2 separate regions of the Mus musculus genome follow, and region 2 is linked to region 1. A link is a loop called in an ENCODE intact Hi-C map of the cell type or tissue named here. Cell type or tissue: heart. All regions are shown on one strand.

Region 1 (2,500 bases):
TGACCACATGGTAAAAAATGATCACAAGTTTACACATAAATTCAAATCATAAATCGAATAAGAAGTTTAAAACACTGAATGTTAACATGCATATTCATTAAGAGTAATTACATGGTTATACATTCCTCACCTATCACAGGTCCACAGGTTCACAGAGGGTTAAAAATAGTAAGTAAGTTATTAGTAAAGTTTTGCAAATATAAATCTAGCCAATCTCTTTTCTTCTGTTCTTGTACCTATAATAAATCATTCATTCCCTTTTTATGACTTTTAACTAATGCTTTTACAACCTCTGAGCAGAAAAATGTCTGGTTTTTATCTCCGAAGTGAGAATAAAGGATAGCAGAGTTTTCACTGCAGTTCTGACTATCAGAATGGTATTAATTTTGTTATTAAAAGAGCTTAGTAATTAACATCAACTTAGGAATTTTTTGGATCATTATTGTATAGGATAAAGAAACTATCTACATATCTTTAGTGTATCACTACAAGTTAGTTCATCTTGTAGTTCTTCAGAGATCTGCTCAACCTTGTGAACTGATTCCTAATGGTCTATATTTATGTTTAATAGTGACAGGAAAAGCACATTAAGAGCAGCAATCTTTCCTTAAGTGATTTTCTCCAGGACCTTGCCTACTGAAGCTCTTTCATAATTTTGCTAGCCTAAAGTGAAGTAATCTCAGGAAGATCACCAGTTTGTTGTCCTCAGATATTAGGACATATTAACTTGTCCTTTGATAGCTCTTACTAATTGTATATCTTCAGGAATTAATAAGGATTTTTCTATTAGGATGATTGTAAAGCGCCCTGCTTATGTTTTGCTGCCAGTAGATATAGGGGAAGAATCTTGGTATGATAATTCAACTTTAGAAGTTGTAAAGAATATTAATGAGCTAACTAGGCCTAAAAGGTGTGTGGCTGCTCTTATTTTAGGAATATCTGCCTTGATAGCAATGCTTACTACCTTTGCAGTTTCAACTACTGCTCTGGTGAAAAGTATGCAGACTGCAACCTTTGTTAATGAATTGCATAGGAATATTACCTTAGGCTTGTCTGAATAAAGGATAATTGATTTGAAATTGGAAGCAAGGAATAATGCCTTAGAAGATGTAGTTTTGAAAATGGGACAGGCGGTGGCAAATATTAAAGCTAGATTGTCCACTAAATGTCATGTTAAATTTCAATATATTTGTGTTACACCATTGTCATATAATTCATCCTTAGAAGAATGGAATAGGACAAGGGCACATTTGTTAGGTATTTGGAAAGATGATAGTATCTCCTATGATATGAAACAATTACAGGAATAAATTACAGTTATGATTCAACGATATTTGGATAGCTGGGATGTGAATAAATTAGCTTTTATTCATTTATTTATTTATTATTTATTTATTTATTTATTTACGGCTAATGTGAAGTGTTGTTTCTGTAACTTCTTTTTCAGCCTGTTTATCACTTTGTGTGGAGCAGAACTAATGATTTCTTCAAGTCAATTGTGTATGTAGATACTTTGCTACATTTATCAATGTAACGTTTTGGTAGAATTTTTTTTGGCTCACATATATATACTGTCATATTATCTGAAAATAGAAAAATCACTGTTTTATTTTTTTTTCGAAACAGGGTTTCTCTGTATGGCCCCGGCTGTCCTGGAACTCACTTTGTAGACCAGGCTGGCCTCGAACTCAGAAATCTTCCTGCCTCTGCCTCCCGAGTGCTGGGATTAAAGGTGTGCGCCAACACGCCCGGCCAAAAATCACTATTTTCTTCTTTCCAAATGGTATTCCCTTAGTTTCTTTTAGTTGCCTTATTGCTTGAGCTAGAACTTCAAATACTATATCAAAGAGACATGGGGACAACTGACAGACTTTTCTTGTGATAGAGAATTCTTTCTTTAAACCTTTGCTTTTAACATGGAATTTTTAAAATGTAATTCCAAAGCCTTTAGTACACTTCCTATCAATTAATGGTCAATTTCGTTATTACCCTGTGCCAGAGAGCCTGGCAAATCTGTATGGAATCTTATATGTGTTATATGTAGTCAATTACTCTTATTTGTTATAGTTGAATAAATAGTGAAGTCAATTCAGAATCATCCTAAATAAGATCAACAGGCTCTATGTGTAAAACAAACATTTCTCTATATTGAGAGGTATTTACTATGATAAGACACTTGAAAATCTGAGAACACCATGAGTATTGCACATAATTAAGATTTTTGAACTGATTTCCTGGGACTCTCAGCCACCTTACTTAAATCTTCTGCCTTTCCTGATTTATTAGCCTCAGTGTAAAATGTAGCGGCTCCAGATATTGGAATTCCCTTTAATGTATGAGGGAAAATCCAAGTAGTTCATTTTATGAACTGAAGTCACTTGCTTTTAGGGTATCTGTTGTTATCCAAGAAATTACTGCAAGCTTGTTTATCAACATTCATGTTGTGTCCATAGTGAGTCAATCTCTACATTAATAAATGGTACCACGATTTCAGCTGGAT
Region 2 (2,500 bases), 470 kb before region 1:
GAAACCACCTAGCCAACAATGTCCACATGGATATGTTAATAGGCACACCAGTTATCCTTTTATCCTGAGTTTCTCTGAGACCTAACAAGGTCCTGACCTGCCCTTGTTGCAAAGAGGTCTTGTTGGAGTTCATGTGCTTAGATTCTGTGGGTCAGAATAGATTTCTTGCAGTCTTCTTTGCTCCTCTTCAGGGTTCCTGGCAAAGGACTCTGAATGTGTGTGAACTGTGTGAAGGAGTCTCACATTTCATAGAGTAGACTGAAATCTTCAGAGAAAACGAGACATTTTCTGTGGTATCTTCCCTTTCCTTCATTTATATCCTTTTGCCAGGTGTTGTCATTTTGATTTTGACTTATGAAAAGTTCCACATTCTTTGCGACCACAGTTTTCCCACATTCAGGTCTCCCTCTGCTTGGCTTAATCTGCTCACACTTAAATCTAAGTAAGAGCCCTGGATGGTAAAGAACAAACGATTCAGATGTGATAGAGGGATTTAACAAGGGTTGGGCTGGGTCCTGAAGTGTTTATGAAAAGATAAAGAGAGAAAGAATATGTTCTATGAGGCTGTGGTGAGGTATGGGGGAAGGGGGTGCCTCAGAGGGCCCATGCCAAGGCATCCCTTTCCCCTGAGGGACCAGCCACAGGATGGTATACTATAGAACAGAGTTTATTCATGGCATGGGGGCGGGGGCATGGAGTTAAGAGGGTAGTAGAGGCAGAGAAACACAGAGAAGGGGAGAGAGTAGAGAAGTAGAGGCTGGCCATCAACACATGGAAAGAGAGGGAAGAGTTTGGTGAAGGGAAGGTTTAAGGAAAGAGCCCAACAGGGCAATGGAGAAACAGAGGGAAGCAAGAGATCAAGAGAGCAAGAATGCTGCAAGCAGCCCTTTTTATAGTGGGTCAGGCCTACCACTGTTGCCAGGTAACTATGGGGAGGAGCTACCTGGATTTTGGGCACTGGGCATGGGGAAAGGGTGGTGGGGAGGGGAGTGGGAGAAAACCTTCATCTCACTAGAGTTCTGTTTCTCTGGGCAAGAGTCTGGCTGTGGGAAGCCATGGGATGTCAGCTCGCCCGGGGTGGGGCGGTGGCGGGGAAGGTGGGGGGAGTACAAAGGGCAGTCCCAAGTCTCTTGGCCTCATGGAGGCCAGGTTCTCAGTCTCCGACATCCCAGACACCATTGGAGATCACAGATCTGAGAACAAAATGCCCCCCCTAGCCCCCGTCGGCTTGGACAGCCCTTGGGCAGAAGGGAGAGGAGGGCAGGGGGAGAGGGTCACTGGATGGTTCCCATGCTGGCAAGAGACTTTGGTCTGGTCCATGGCTGGAGCACAGGAAGGCCTTCCAGCTGGAGGTTAAACAGGGCTATTTAGAGGAAAGCCTATCCTATTTTTTTAAGCATGGAGGGCCTTGATGAACAGAGACAGTCTATAGTTTTAGAGCTTTATTGTAGAAAGGCAGAAAGAGAGAGAGAGAGAGAGAGAGAGAGAGAGAGAGAGAGAGAGAGAGAGAGAGAGAGAGAGAGAGAGAGGCTGGCCATGGTCATGTGGAGAGAGGGGGGCACAGAAAGAGAGTAGTACAGCTAGAGATGAGAGTAAGAAAGGTAAGAGCTTAAAGAGAGAGAGGAGGGGCTAAGCAGACCCTTTTACAGTCAGCTGGGCTATATGCTGTTGTCAGGTAACTGTGGGGAGGAACCCAGGAATCTGTGGGGGTGGAGTCTAGCCAGAATGCCAGGAGCTTGGGACATTGTCTGTGTGACTTATAATCTCAGAACTATGGAGTTGGGGGCTCTGTGGTGTCAGGCACCTTTCTCTGGGAACGTGGCTCACTATTCCATCCCTTGTAGAGTTTATTTACTGGGTCACCTGAGCAAGCCTCAATCAACCAAAATAGGCTGCCTTCCACTGCCCCACACCTAGCTGTTGTCAGGTAACTGTGGGGGTGGAATTTAGACAGAATGCTCACATTCCCCCATTTTGGTTTAATTAAAAAAGAAGAAATTAGATAGAGGTGATGGTAAAGCAGCAATAGGGTCGTCGTAATATCTGACTACTTCTGGCTGGTTTGGGGACGGCAGATCTCTAGGGAACCTAGAAGAGTGGGTATGTGGAGTATTTGTCCAGTCTTAGGAGAGTTGGATGTTTCCTGCTGTCCAGAGCCTGTGAAGCCATGTGAGCATAGGTCAGAAGGAAAATATCCAGTAGATCCATCTGTGTCTGTGACAGGAGATTGGAGCATCTGGAGGTTGCTTCTCTGGAGCTGTCCTGGACATGGTAAGTGCCTGGACTTGACAAAATGTTGAAACACATTATTGTTAGTAGAGAATAAGATTAAGTGCTTTTCAGAGAAAGAAAAATTTTCTCTTAAGATGTATATTTGAAACCCAGAGGAATCCCACCCTTTGGAATAGGTAGTAAGTGGGAAATTTTGTCAGATTTTCTTATCTGGGTAGAGTCTATTTGGTCCATGAGAGGAAGATCTGAATGGGTTTCCTGTAGTTTA

Evidence for each region. A loop is a pair of places that touch in the nucleus more often than their neighbours do. Peaks named below come from ENCODE experiments on the same cell type or tissue, not always from the same donor. Only the 100,000 strongest peaks of a DNase experiment are listed, where the experiment ranks them.
Region 2: it touches region 1 in a loop (4-fold over the local background); 5 of 42 quality-filtered maps call a loop at or near these places.

Annotation. Positions count from the first base shown.
Region 1 is chr4:146,926,025-146,928,524 of GRCm38, forward strand. All of the region lies in intron 6 of Zfp993, which reads left to right. Among named protein-coding and RNA genes, the nearest start is that of Gm21411, 26 kb to the left of the region's middle. In heart, no CTCF peak of the experiment used is centred here; no DNase peak of the experiment used is centred here.
Region 2 is chr4:146,454,438-146,456,937 of GRCm38, forward strand. All of the region lies in intron 1 of Zfp992 (zinc finger protein 992), which reads left to right. It also overlaps the pseudogene Vmn2r-ps16. Among named protein-coding and RNA genes, the nearest start is that of Zfp992, 6.7 kb to the left of the region's middle. In heart, no CTCF peak of the experiment used is centred here; a DNase peak (open chromatin) is centred at 1,134.